Regions from separate parts of the Homo sapiens genome. Here regions 1 and 2 are each linked to region 3. The links are chromatin loops, found by intact Hi-C in ENCODE. Cell type or tissue: PC-9. All regions are shown on one strand. Region 1 overlaps FAF1 (Fas associated factor 1). Region 2 overlaps FAF1 (Fas associated factor 1). Region 3 overlaps FAF1 (Fas associated factor 1).

Region 1 (5,000 bases), 84 kb before region 3:
CTCGTGATCCACTGGCCTCGGCCTGCCAAAGTGCTGGGATTACAGGCGTGAGCCACCGTGCCCGTCCTATCTGTCTAATTCTGATCTTTATGTTGTGTGTGTATTTGTCACATAGTTACAGATGGGCAAAGGAGGAAAGTTGAAGGTTAAAACCATGGAGCACACCCAAAATATTTTCCTGGTACCATAGGCATGGCAAAATTACACTTGAGACAGACAGTAGAAATTATTCAGGCATACTGATGATAGGTCTTTATTTTCAATACTGATGAAAATAATATTTCTAATATTAGTTTAATACTCATTTAATATTAGTTTAATACTTCTGTATTTCACTTGTAATTGAACCAGAGTCTTTGAGTATACATTTTAGTAGCATATTTGGAATTTGATATAATTGACAGTTCCAGGAGGAGATAAAAATAGAACCATGACTTACATTTCTTGATTTTTTCACTAATTTCAAATACTCTTCATGGTTCTGATAAATTTCTAAATTTTGGAACTTTGTTATAGGCTTTACAAAATGTTGCTATGATTTCTCCAGTTTCTAAATTCTGTGTATTACTGAGTCCTAAGTGAAAGCACAATTATTTTGAATGAATTTTTACATAACAATTGAAGTTCTGTAGATTTCAATATCTTCTGAATTTTGACTGAAATCAGATTCATGAATATAAATAATAGTTTCATACTTCTGTTATTCTAGAACAGCTGTTTCACTTGGAATTGAACCAGAGTCTTTGAATATACATTTTAGTAGCATATTTGGAGTTGATATAATTGACAGCTTTGTTGGAGGAGATACGTATGCAGATATTATGAATTAGCCTATGACTTGTAGAAAATTCTTAAGTATACAAAGCATTTAGACTTGAAATTTAAAAACACCTTGGTAGAGAAAGAGTTAACAGGTTAGCTCCCCTTGGTTGTTCTCAGTGTGTTCTCTTGCCTTTAGGAGCTGAAAATATGATAACATTGGGCCCAGACATGCCTGTGTGGAGGTTAGGGTACTCCTGGGGTTTTTGCAGCTAGCTGTAAAGCAAGCTAGAACTTGTTCATCTCTGAGTTCCTTGTTTTTCTTTCAACCCTTTCAGTGCCCTGCAGGAGTCATTAAATCAAAACTTCATGCTGATCATCACCCACCGAGAAGTCCAGCGGGAGTACAACCTGAACTTCTCAGGAAGCAGTACTATTCAAGAGGTGAGTTATGTCTCACAGCTAAGAAATAAAGGTAGCTCATTATAGCTAATGTTGACCCTGTTAAAGAGGGCTTATCTGTTCTGGTTGGAAATTCTCTTTATGTTTCATTATTGGGTTCTTAAATTTTAATTAACTGGAGCATCAATGATTACTGTAGATATACTAAATGACTTGACCTAGAAAGATGTAAATGGGAACTCTTGATAATTTTTAAACTAGTCAACTTGAAACGCTGCTTAAAAATAACTGATTATTATGTAATATATTTCATGGTTTTATAGTCATTATTCAAAATACTATGGAAATTGTTGACAACATTCATTTTGGAGGATGCTTATATTTTATTTGAAAGGTTGCTCTCAAATAATTATTTATATTGTGTACTCTGCCTGTTTCTAAAAGGAATTTGAGGGGACTTTTCTTAAGCAGCTCCATCCTGCCCTTGGGCAGTATGCCTAAGATGCTGTTGGAGACTATCTTTTAGCTTAGAATATGAGAAGAGTCTATTTATAGTGTCAGTATTTTCTTCAACACGACCAACCAGGGCCACTGTTTCAAAAGAGAACCTCCCCCAAGAGAGAAGAGGTACCTTGTTGGTATGCCTTGGGCCCCAGCCACCTAAAAGCTAGTAATTCTATCTTCATGGAGGGTGGGGGGAACATTTAAGGCTATGACAGGACTTATGTTTAGAAACATTGAAATGATGACTATGTTGCATTACACCTTATAAGTTATGAAAGCAACAGTCATTTGTCTACTAATTTTTCTAAAGAGAATTAATCATGCTTAATCTTGGATTATTTTATAATGTTTTTCTTAGACTACATTTCTTAAAATAATCACTTAATGTCATTTTGAAAGAACCAGTTTTCACCCTAGTGTTTTCTTTCAGAAATATATGAACTGTTTCTGTAGACTATTAATGGTTTCCTTTTTTATATTGTGTTAATGAATTTCAGCTTCTGAATTTGACATGAATAACTCATTGCTTTATTTTCTTCATTGATTACTTGAATAGTTTGTTGACTCTAGAAACTAAACTCTTTAAAATTTTTTTCTGATCTGATTCCTAAACTGAATTGTAGGTTTGCGTTATTTAATTTTTTTTCAGGATTTTAAATATGTATAAATTGTAATTTCATTTTCAACCTCCATAATGAGTATTTTATTCTCTAAATTAAAAAACTTAATTCCTTGAAGAATCATTTGTGTTTTTATGGTAGAAATAATGTTTTGCCGTGGCTCCATCTCCGAGTTATTATAGCATCTGAAATTTTACAGGATAGTAAAATCTAAATTGTATATGTGAATATATGAAACAAGGAAATTTAGATTTAAAATAACTTCAGTTTAACCAACATGACAAAGATAAGAGGTAAATTCATTTTATTGCTGACTTGATAATTGAAGAATAGTATAATGTATGATGAATAAATATAGTTTGCCTTTTTTTCCTTCGGGGTTGAATTTTCTAGCCATAATTTTGCTGCCACCCTCTCAACCCCCACCCCTAGTTTCTGTTATTTGAGTGTGTTTCAGCTTTCTCCCACAAGAGGGCAGAAAGGACTATTCAGCAGATAGCCTAAAAATGCTATTCAGTGTTTTCAAATTAGCTTCTCTTATATTAACAAAAAGGAGCATAATGGCCAAGTTATTGTTTGATTTACAGATAATTGGCATATTGCAGGGAGGAGACTTAATTTCACCCTTTTAAATTAAACAGGGAGATTTAAAAAGACATAAAATATTCATTAATGTTCGGTGATTATAAAGTAGTGGCATATATTTATTTTGCCTTTATTACTGTTTCGATGGGAAAATACTGCAAATATTTCCGAAATCGAGTTGGCCATACTGACAAGTTGAAATGTTTAAGCAGCGTTAATGCAATCTGCTCACACCTGATATCCTATGCAGAATGATTCAAAATGACTACATCAATTATTAAAAGAAATATTTAAAATTCTGTAAATGTGCCATTGTGTGCCACAGTTGGCTGAAACTGTTCTCCGTGGCCTGCTATGTAGATTATCAAATATATCTTAAGCTTCAAGGACTTAAAACAGTAAATCTTTTTTATACCATTTTCTAAATGTCATTTTAAAAATGTTCCAGAAATATTTTTGCAAAGACAGATATTCTTATGTATTTCTTGTCAAGAATTTGGTTTCTTCTCCTTTTTCCTTTTTTTCCCTTTAAGTTAATTTAAAATAATATTTTTAAATGCTAGTTTGCCAGGAACAAATAAATGCAGTTGCTACTTATGTCACTTGCTTCTCTGTGAGTAGACAGGTACACATAGGCTGTTTTATTCTGTACAACTTAGATAAAGGATGTGGGACCTCTCTGGGCCTAGTTCTGTGACTTTTCTGCTTCAACTTGTGCAACACCTGTGATGGAGGGGGTAGTTTCAGGTGAAGGACAAGGTGCCCTTATCTACAGCTATTCAATCCACAATGACACTTAAGTATGTACATTTTTTCTTGTTGCATGATTGGAAAGTTAGTTTGATTGCATCAAGATAAAAATATAATTGTGAAACTATTTTGTAGTTTTATTTTATAATGCTAGTATTTGTCTTTTATTAATGTGAAAGCTTAATGATACCATATGTGCTAAATTGTAAATTAATCTATCTCACCAGTTTCAGGAATTTCTTTTCAGTATTAATAGGTCCAAGAATAAATCCTGACTAATATAATTGAGGGAAAGGAAAAAATGTTCAAAACACAAAGGTTCCTGGTCATTTTTTTAGTGTATTTTATATATATATTTTTTTTAATTTTTGAAAGCCTTGCATTTTTAAAAGAAAACTTTGCACTATTTTTCACCCAGAGGGAAATTTCTATTAAATGAAACAGGATTGAAAAAGGCACTATGATTTCAACTTTTAATTAGAACAAAGTACATTTTTTTAAAATACTGAGTTAGAAAATAGAACTAAAATGCAGTTTGAATTTCAAATAAACTATTCAATGACCATATGGTCATTGCAAGTTAATGGTGATAAACCAAGAGTTGTACAAGTGTTTGTTCATTCTGGCTTTGTGGTCTGCTGCCTCACAATGCGTGACTTGTGTCCTTTAGGTGCTCTAGATTTTAATTTAAGCCAGTTAGTTATTGAGGGTTTTCATTTTGATTTTGTTTTTTTAAAACTCTGTACAAATCCTTCCAGTTACATTATCCTCCTGGTTGGGGAGAAAGCAGTGACAGTATAAAAAGGTCAGAATGGAGAGAGTTGCAAGTAGTCTTAAAGACGAAAAATCTTTTCTGTTTTCCATTATGACCAAACAGCTTGTAAAAAATATCAAAGAATGTGACAGTAACTCTGTGATAGTCTGTCTTTTCAACCTTTTTGGGTCCTAAATTAACTATTTGTCACACTTTAAAATTGTGAGTTTCCTTAAATTTAAACAGGCTTACCTTATTTTAATGAATTTTTTTTACGCTGAGAATTCAGATTTGTCAACAGTTTATTGTGCAGATTCTAGTAATTCTCACTAATACTATTAAAGATCTGTGGTTACAAATGCACTTGGGGTGGGTTAAATTAAGGGGAAAAAAGATTGATTTGCTTTCAGCAAATCCAAAACCCAGGTGTGGAAAAGGATATGAAGTCTCTGAAATCAAGCCAACTTTTCTTGGAAACTGATTCTTTGTTATCGGCCTTACTACTGCAGAAGCTTCTGTTAGGCAAAATATTGTTTTCTTTGTAGATGTCATATAAATTTAAGGAATATACACATGACCCAGAATAACAATAAGAAACCTAAGTATTTTTAGTGCAGAATTATGGA
Region 2 (5,000 bases), 120 kb before region 3:
CATTTTTAGTAGAGATGGGGTTTCTCCATGTTGGTCGGGCTGGTCTTGAACTCCTGACCTTAGGTGATCTGCCCACCTCGGCCTCCCAAAGTGCTGGGATTACAGGCATGAGCCACTGTGCCTGGTGATGTAAATTTTTTATTAAGATTTTCTCTCTGGAATAGAGGGTCTCATTGTTTTTTCAGTTTTCACAGTGGAACTCAATACATTTATACAATGATCACATGATTTTAATTTTTAATTATACATTACGTTTTTTATTGTTTAATGAAGCAAACTGACCTATAGTGGATGATTATGCTAGTGATAATAATTTTTATGAGGAATCTTTTCATACAGTATTATTCCAGAACTATGTTTATTTTTAGATTTTCTGTTGTTGATACAAATTTTTCTCTTTTAAATACAACAACTTGGTGATTTTTTTGTGGTAGGGAGACTTGTGTCCCTAAATTTTGAACATTGTCAAGCTTTCCCCCCACCACTTGCCAAATGTCTTGATTTTTAGGTAGATAGTAGCAAAAATAAAATTAAATTTGGCTTCACTGAAGTAGAAATCACTGAACTGAAAAAGTTAAATCTTGTGTAGTTGTATTGGATGGTCTGTTAATAGTTGGTTTTGGGTTAAGAATTTAAAGAGTTCTTGGATTGCTCTTTATTTTCTATGTTTAGACCGTATGTTAATGGGAAGTGGAATTTGCACACAGTTACAAAATTACAAACTACAAACTTATGGTCCATGTGTTTATAATAATGTTGATGTGAACCTCAGATGAAATTAAGTTAAATAGTTATAGGTATGGTTCTGTATCTAGTCATGTAGAACATTATTTTGTAGGTTAGTTAACAAAGTGTAATCACTGTCATAAAATAGGTAATCCACATAATTAAAAGCAGACAGGAGATGTCATTGTTTATAATCTGTTGCTTTCCAGTAGCGTGATTAAATGGATTTATCAAAATGTCTACCTGGGCTAATGGAAACGTTCTTCATTGCCATGTAGCTGACCTTAGTTTGATTGCCAGTCACTCACTCCCTAGGCAAGCAGGAGTCTACAGTGCTGCTGAAATGCAGTGTTTATTGGAGAATGAGTACTTTATCTAGCATTAAAATATACTTCTCTATTTGGCTTTGTGGATTTTTACCAAGTTATAATGATTCTTTTTTTGTATTGGAAGAATAAGAGAGAAAAGTTCAAAGGTGAACAAAAAACATAGTGGGAGGAGGGACAAATGGAGACTCCTGCTAATGTAAAAGTTATGTTAATGTACTTTTTATTAACACATAACTTAAAAGCTAGGGTTTACTTCTTTTAGTATGTTTATTCAATGTATCTTTCTATAAAACTAGAGATTTTTAAAATAGCATATATATTGAAAGCTGATTTTGTGGGAGACAATTTAAAAAACAAAACAAAATCCATGCAGAACCTTAAAAGTTGATGGTAATAATTATTTTTAAGTTGTGAGTTTTATTTTGTGACTCATCAAATAAAAATATTTTGACATCTTTTTTTTTTCTTTCTTTCTTTTTTTGGAGACGGAGTTTCGCTCTTGTTGCCCAGGCTGGAGTACAATGGCATGATCTCAGCTCACTGCAACCTCCGCCTCCTGGGTTCAAGCAATTCTCCTGTCTCAGCCTCCTGAGTAGCTGGGATTACAGGTGCCCACCACTACGCCTGGCTAATTTTTGGTATTTTTAGTAGAGATGGGGTTTCACCATGTTGGACAGGCTGGTCTCAAACCCCTGAACTCAGGTGATCCTCCCACCTCGGCCTCCCAAAGTGCTGGGATTACAGGCGTGAGCCACTGTGCCCAGCCACTTTACATCTTAACTATATAATAGAATCAAACAAACAATATCCTAGTAAGTTATATAGCATATCATATTATCAAAAATGGTAGACAGATAAACTTGCTTTGTACTAGACTTCATAATGAATCAAACTGATTTGCTTTTGCAGAATTTTGTTACAATTGATGGATTCTTAGAAATCTTATTTGTAATTTGTAACCTAATTTATAATCTAAAAAGGAGAAAAAAGATAATTATGATTCTAAGTGTTATATTTGGGAATTGGCAAATGAATATAACAACTGTGTAATTGGTAGAGTAAAATGGGAAGGTTTATGTATATATTATTGCATTGGCGTATATTACCTCACTTATAATTCTTAAGAATTTGCATGAAATTTCAGTGTGTGAATTCACTCTTAGTTACAGTATATTATTAATCATTTAATATAATGTAGATATAAAATAACATGTTGGCCGGGCACCGTAGCTTATGCCTATAACACCAGCACTTTGGGAGGCTGAGGTGGGAGGATCACTTGACAATAGGAGTTTGAGACCAGCCTGGAGAACATAGCGAGACTGTATCTCTACAAACAATTTTTATGAAATAGCCGGGTGTTGTGGCACGTACCTGTAGTCCTAGCTGCTCAGGAGGCTGAGGCAGGAGAATTGCTCGAGCCCAAGAGTTTGAGGTTACAGTGAGCTGAGATCATGCCACTGTACTTTAAGCCTGGGCAGTAGAGCAAGACCCTGTCTCTAAATAAAATAAATAAAATAAAATAGTTATTAAATTGTTCACTGACAAACCGTCTCACTCTTAAGTTTTGTTAAAGAAGTATACATACAGAAAACTGTATCTCAAACCATGTCCTGTTAAAAAACAAGAAAACAAAAAAACTTCTTAACTTGATTTTACTGCCACTAGGGGGTGCCTGGTAATTGAGTCTTTGTATTAATATAATTTCTTTCTAGGGGAAGAAATGGTATAAACTAAGAGCAGCAAAATTACCATATGAGTGCCTATAATTGTAAACTGAATGTTTTTAAAGTAAATTATGTGTTTCAGAAAACAGAATTTCAAGCTTTCTGAGAATCGAAGAGCAAACTCTTAATCATAATCTTTGTAACAGTTGAAAAGCATTTTAAGCCCTTTTAAAAAAGAAATCAGATTTCACTAATTAATTGAAAGGGTGAAGCAGTACTCCAGTGGCCTCTGTGATACAACTATAAATTCTATTATAAATCACAGTAAAATTAGGAAGGAGAAAACAAACTGTTAATTATACTGTTTCATATTATTACAGGAAAGATTCAGTTCATCAATGACTTATTGATTACTTAATAAAAACAAGCTGTGTCCTCAGGTAGCCTGTAACCTATTTATTAAGATGATTAGGCCTTTTCTTAAGTTATTCCTGTATAGAAAATATTCTTAGATACCAACTCATTCCTGGTGTTCTTTTTGATTGCTTCACCCAGATTCCTTCCTAAACTCTTCATTTCTTCACCTGCTCTAAATGTTGGTATTCTGGAGAGTTCTCTTCTCAGCAGTCTTTCTTATTGTACCTTCTCCCTGATATCTACCCTCAACTCTTCAATTTCTAAATATGTATAGATAACTTACAAATCTCTATTTAGCAACTCACATGTCCCAGTTGCCTGTGGAGTTTTTCATTTGTGTGTGTCCTATCTGTAATTCAAAATCATATGTCTCTGTACTACTACATGTGTTTTTCTTTTTCTTTTTTTTTTTTTTTGAGATGGAGTCTCGCTCTATCGCCCAGGCTGGAGTGCAGTGGCGTGATCTCGGCTCAATGCAAGCTCCGCCCCCTGGGTTCACGCCATTCTCCTGCCTCAGCCTCCCGAGTAGCTGGGAATACAGGCGCCCGCCAATACGCCCGGCTAATTTTTTGTATATTTAGTAGAGACAGGGTTTCACCATGTTAGCCAGGATGGTCTCAATCTCCTGACCTCGTGATCCACCCGCCTCGGCTTCCCAAAGTGCTGGGATTACAGGCTTGAGCCATCTTGGCCGGCCTACATGTGTTTTTCGTTTCAAATGTCCAACAGTATAAAATACTGAAGTGTATTCTAACCAAGATGCTGATTATTAAAAAAGCCATTGGGTTGGGAATATAAGTAATTAATAACTTTGTTAAAATCATTTTTGGTAGAATGGTGAGAATGAGAACTCGATTATAGTAGATTTTCATGGATAAACAAGAAATGAAGAAATGATTACTGTTATTTTCAGAAAACTTGATGGTGAAGGAAGGAGAAGTTGAGGGAGAAGTCAAGGTAAGATACTTGAGAAGTATTGGAAGCACAAGGAGTAAGAGACAGCAAGTAGGAAAAATGTAAACAAGTGAAACCAAAATAGAAAATGTGGCCAAAGACTGAGTGCAGTGGCTCACGCCTGTATTCCCAACACTTTGAGAGGCCGAGGTGAGTGGATTGCTTGAGGTCAAGAGTTTGAGACCAGGCTGGCCAATATGGTGAAACCCCATCTCTACTAAAAATACAAAAATTATCTGGGTGTGGTGGTGCACGCCTGTAACCCGAGCTACTCAGGAGGCTGAGGCAGGAGAATTGCTTGAACCCTGGAGGTGGAAGTTGCAGTGAGTTGAGATTGCAACACTGCACTCAAGCCTGGGCAGCAGAGTGGGTATGGAACTGTTTTAGTTTGCTAGGGCTGCTATAACAAAGTACCATAGACTGGGTAGCTTAAACAATAGGCATTTATTTCTCCTTGTTCTTGAGTTTGGAAATCTCCAAGATGAAGGTTCCAGTAGAGTCAGTTCCTGTTGAAAGCTCTCTTCCTGGTTTACAAGCCCAACTTCCTGCCATGTCCTCATATGGCAGAGAGAGAGAGGAGAGAGAGAGAACTCTGGTTTCCCTTCATCTTTTTATAAGGACATCAATCCCATCAGATTAGGACCCAGCCCTTATGACCTCCTTTAACCTGAATTGTATCCTGAAGATGCTGTCTCCAAGTACAGTCACAGTGGGTGTTAGAGAGTCAACATATAAATTCTAGGGGGACACAATTCAGTTCATAGCAGAGAGATACGGGTGGAGCCCAGGGATTAAGTGTTGAAATGACATTAGGTAACAGGTTTAGAGACAGTAGGAAAGGTGTAATAATAGAAGATTGGAGACAGATGGAGAACATTTCTGGGATCTAGATTTCAGTACTGTTACA
Region 3 (5,000 bases):
AAAAACTAGGGTACAGTATGGGATTACCACCAAGTGCAAGATAATGAGGGAGAGAATCAGGTCCTAGAGGAAGATTTGAGGAATAAGGGTAGAATCTAAAAGAAACTTCAAGCTACCTCTCATTTATGACCAATTGTGCCTACCACTGCTTCCTGGTGTGCACAGGTATACTATCAAACGTTCTCCAGAGAAGCCAAATTCCCCTACTCCTCACAGTATTTTCAGGGATATCCCACTTTAGTAAAGAGGAGGTCATAGTAGGTGTCCAATAAATACTGGAATCCTCTCTGTTCCTCTTTACCATCCTCCCCACCCCCAAGTCCAAGATTTCCCTTAACTCTGAAATTTTATGATTCTGTAAAATTCTAATACATGTCCTTCAGCAAATGAAATGGATCAATTAAAAACAGGTAAATTTCAAGTAATATTAGATTCCTGGATGACAATTGTACTAATATCCTTTAAAAGTAACTCTCAAGAGAGTGGATGAGATAGCTAACTAAATGCGGCCTGGAAGTGCCACTTCTACCGAGAGAGACCAAATCATCAAGTCAGCATAATTTGGGCAACTCTTAGGAGAGAAAATGCCAAGAGTGGCTGGTGAGGAGATGCTGAAGCCAAGGCTGAAAAGGGAGGAAGCTGGGAACCTTGTGTGGAGTATCTGAATGCTGGTGCTAGTTCTTGGCCCTGAATAGCTTTTGGGAAAGGGGTGTATTAAGGAAATGAGGGATAGCTCACTCTTGCCACAGACCAGCCTAGCTACGGCGGACCCTTTATCCTCCATGGACATGTGAGCTGGCAGGGTAATCTTTCTTTTTTTTTTCTTTTTATTTTTTTTTTTTTGAGATGGAGTCTCGCTCTGTTGCCCAGGCTGGAGTGCAGTGGTGTAATCTCGGCTCACTGCAACCTCCACCTCCCGAATTCAAGTGATTTCCTGCCTCAGCTTCCTGAGTAGCTGGGATTACAGGCACCTGCCACCATGCCCGGCTAATTTTTGTATTTTTAGTAGAGACTGGGTTTCACCATACTGGCCAGGCTGGTCTCGAACTTCCGACCTCAGGCCATCCGCCTGCCTTGGCCTCCCATAGTGCTGGGATTACAGGCGTGAGCCACTGTGCCTGGCCAGCAGGGGAATCTTTCTAGGGAGCAAGACAGACAGGAGTGTGGTCGGCATGGAGCCCAGGAGCTTTTGTGTGCTGGTCAGCTCTGGCAGAGATTAGCCATAGACACCCACCCTCCAGGGCTCCTCATCTTCCTCTAGGAGGTGCTGGCCCCAGGTAACCTCCAACCTAAGAAAGATCGGGGCTGGGCCAGGTGCAGTGCCTCACTCCTGTAATCTCAGCACTTTGGGAGGCCGAGGTGGGTGGATCACCTGAGCTCAGGAGTTCGAGACCACCCAGGGCAACATGGTGAAACCCTGTCTCTATTAAAAATACAAAAAAATTAACTGTGTGGTGGTGCGCCCCTGTAGTCCCAGGTATTTGGGAGGCTGAGGCAGGAGAACCACTTGAGCCCCAGAGGCGAAGGTTGCAGTGAGCTGAGATCCCGCCACTACACTCCAGCTTGGGCTACAGAGTGAGACTCCATCTCAAAAAAAAAAAAAAAAAAAAAAAAAAGAAAAAAAGAAAGATCGGGGCTAACTTCCCCGTAAGACTGGGGCATATCTGCAAGCCCTCCTGCTCACTGGCTCCTGCGAAGGCCCATTCCTAGCTGCCTTGCAGGAGCGTGTACACAGCACCCCCTTTGCAGCCCAGCCAGAGTGCATTGTTCCACCTGAGTATTTTCCCAGTGACTCAGGAGCACATCAGAAACCCCAGCACAGCCATAACCCCACCCTGAGCTGTGGGACTTCCTGGTACTTCCAGGGCTGTGGCATGTAGCTTAGGAGTATGGAGCCAAGATCTAAGACCAACACTTGAGCAGGGGAGGAGCCCCCACCATCAGAGGACTGAGAACTAGGGTAGGAGCAGGGTGTGCCTCCCTCCACAGGGCTGGTCCGGAAAGTGTGCGGCATATCTCCCTGCTCCAGCCTCTGCCTGAGGGGGCCCCATGGCCCGGAACACCTAACAAAAGAAAATGCAGGCACAGTGCCAGTGACTGGAGGGGGCACCCCCAAGGCTCAGAAGCAGACCTGGTGAGGGAGCCATCTCCTCCCCTCCCACACCACAGAGCACACCTGAGAATGCAAGAAAGTACAAAAGATCTATGTGGCTGGATATTTGCCTAGCTACTGGCCATTACTCTTAAGCACCATCTACTGGATCGCAGCTCAAACTGCAAAAACAAAAATTATCCTGCTAATATATACACCTGTGAAACCAAGTGCAAGAATTCACCCACACATAAAGAATCAACACAAGAACTCTCGCAGTTGAAAAAGCCAGTGTCCCCTTACCTCCAGACAAGTCCACTAGTTTCCCAACAATGGTTCTTAACCATTCCAAAATGACTGCAATGACAGACACAGAATTGAGAATCTGGATGTCAACGAAGTGCATTGAGATTCAGGAGAAAATTGAAACCCAATCCAAGGAATCTAGCAAAATGATCCAAGAGCTGAAAGATGAAATAGTCATTTTAAGAAAGAACCAAACTGAATTTCTAGAGCTGCTAAGTTTACTACAAGAATTTCATAATACAATACAAGTATGAACAACAGAATAGACCAAGAGGAGGAAAGACTCTCAGAGCTCAAAGACTGGTTCTTCAAATCAACTCATTCAGACAAAAATAAAGAAAAAATTTAAAACAATGAACAAAACCTCCAAGAAATGTGGGATTATGTTAAGAGACCAAATCTAGGCTGGACACGGTGGCTCACGCCTATAATCCCAGCATTTTGGGAGGCCGAGGCGGGCGGATCATGAGGTCAGGAGTTCGAGACCAACCTGGCCAACATAGTGAAACCCTGTCTTTACTAAAAATACAAAAATTAGCCAGGCGTAGTGGTGGGCACCTGTAGTCCCAGCTACTTGGGAAGTTGAGGCAGGAGAATCGCTTGAACCTGGAAGGCAGAGGTTGCAGTGAGCCGAGATTGTGCCATTGCACTCCAGCCTGGGAGACAGAGCAAGACTCTGTCTCAAAAAAAAAAAAAAAAAGAGAGAGAGAGACCAAATCTACTATTCATTGGCATTTTTAAGAGAGAAGGAGAGAGAATAAGCAACTTGGAAAATATATTTGAGGATATAGTCCATGAAAATTTCCCTAATCTCACTACAAAAATTGATATGCAAATCCAGGAAATACAGAGAACCCTGGTTAGATACTATATGAGACGACCATCCCCAAGGCATGTACTCATCAGATTCACCAAGGTCAATGTAAAAGAAAAAATCTTAAAGGCAGCTAGAGAGAATGGTCAAGTCATATACAGAGAGAACCCAATCAGGCTAGACAACCCCATTAGCAGCAGGCCTGTGAGCACAAACCCTACAAGCTAAAAGAGATTTGGGGCCTATATTCAGCATCCTTAAATAAATTTCAACCAAGAATTTCATATCCCAGCAAACTAAGCTTTATAAGTGAAGGAGAAACAAAATCCTTCTCAGACAAGCAAATGCTGAGGGAATGTGTTTCAAATAGACCAGCCTTATAAGAGGTCCTTCTGGGAGTACTAAACTTGGAATCAAAAGAATGATACCACTACAACAAACACACACTTAAGCACATAGCCCACAGACACTGAAAAGCAATTATACAATCAGGTCTACATAGCAGCCAGCTAACACCACAATGACAGGATCAAAATCACATATATCAGTACTAACTTTGAATATAAATGGGCTAAACGCCTCACTTAAAAGACACAGAATGACAAACTGAATAAAAAGATAAGACCCAACCATCTGTTGTGTTCAAGAGACACATCTCACACATAATGACACCCACAGTCTCAAAGTAAAGGGATGGAGAAAGATCTACCACGCAGAAATAAAACATAATAGAGCAAGGGGCCAGGTGTGCTGGCTCACACCTGTAATCCTAGCACTTTGGGAGTCCAAGGCTGGTGAATTACATGAGGTCAGGAGTTCGAGACCAGCCTGGCTAACATGGTGAAACCTTGTCTCTACTAAAAATACAAAAATCAGCCGGGCATGGTGGTATGGTGGTGCACGCCTGTAATCCCAGCTACCCAGGAGGCTGAGGCAGAAGAATCGCTGGAACCCAGGAGGCAGATGCTGCAGTGAGCTGAGAGTGTGCCACTGCACTCCAGCCTGGGCGACAGAGTGAGACTCTGTCTCAAAAAAAAAAAAAAGCAAGCTTTGCTATTCTTATATTCGATAAAACAAATGTTAGTAAAAATTAAGAAGGACAATAAAGGGCCTTATGTAATGATAAAGGGTACAGCACAACAGGAAGACTTAACTATCCTAAATATATGCTCACCCAGCATTGGAGCACCCAGATTCATAAAACAAGTTTTTGGCATTAAAAAAGATTTAGGTGGCCGGGCGCGGTGGCTCATGCCTGTAATACCAGCACTTTGGGAGGCCGAGGCAGCCTGATCACCTGAGGTCAGGAGTTCGAGACCTGCCTGGCCAACATGGTAAATCCCCATCTCTACTGAAAATACAAAAAAAAAAAAAAAAAAAACTCTAAAAACTACACAAACAGATGGATATTAAACAACTTGCTCCAGAATAACTCCTGAGTGAACACCAGTATTAGCGAAAATTACCAAAATCTCTGGGATGCAGCTAAAGCAGTGTTAAGAGGAAAGTTTATAGCTCTAAACACCCTCATTAATTAGTTAGAAAGCTCTAAAATTAACAATTTAACATTAAACCTAAAAAAACTAAAAGAACAAATAAACCCCAAAGCTAGCAGAAGAAAAGAACCAAAATTGGAGAAGTGCATGATGAAATTGAGATGCAAACATCCATACAAAAGATGAAAACAAGAGTTGGCTCTTCGAAAAAATAAGCAAGATTGATAGACTACTAGCTAGATTAACAAAGGAAAAAAGAGAAGATCTAAATAAATACAATCAGAAATGACAA

Evidence for each region. A loop is a pair of places that touch in the nucleus more often than their neighbours do. Peaks named below come from ENCODE experiments on the same cell type or tissue, not always from the same donor. Only the 100,000 strongest peaks of a DNase experiment are listed, where the experiment ranks them.
Region 1: a loop joins it to region 3, with 11 times the contacts of the local background. A loop is called at or near these places in 20 of 110 quality-filtered maps.
Region 2: a loop joins it to region 3, with 11 times the contacts of the local background. A loop is called at or near these places in 7 of 110 quality-filtered maps.

The regions. Positions count from the first base shown.
Region 1 is chr1:50,701,989-50,706,988 of GRCh38, reverse strand. FAF1 (Fas associated factor 1) reads left to right here. Exons shown (of 19, transcript NM_007051.3): 7 at 1,098-1,203. Among named protein-coding and RNA genes, the nearest start is that of FAF1, 260 kb to the left of the region's middle. In PC-9, CTCF peaks have their summits at 2,561 and 2,762 (motif pointing right); no DNase peak of the experiment used is centred here.
Region 2 is chr1:50,733,289-50,738,288 of GRCh38, reverse strand. All of the region lies in intron 6 of FAF1 (Fas associated factor 1), which reads left to right. Among named protein-coding and RNA genes, the nearest start is that of FAF1, 220 kb to the left of the region's middle. In PC-9, CTCF peaks have their summits at 2,554 and 2,753 (motif pointing right); no DNase peak of the experiment used is centred here.
Region 3 is chr1:50,618,008-50,623,007 of GRCh38, reverse strand. All of the region lies in intron 8 of FAF1 (Fas associated factor 1), which reads left to right. Among named protein-coding and RNA genes, the nearest start is that of FAF1-AS1, 180 kb to the right of the region's middle. In PC-9, a CTCF peak has its summit at 2,272 (motif pointing left); DNase peaks (open chromatin) are centred at 1,837 and 2,167; H3K27ac peaks cover 1,600 bases.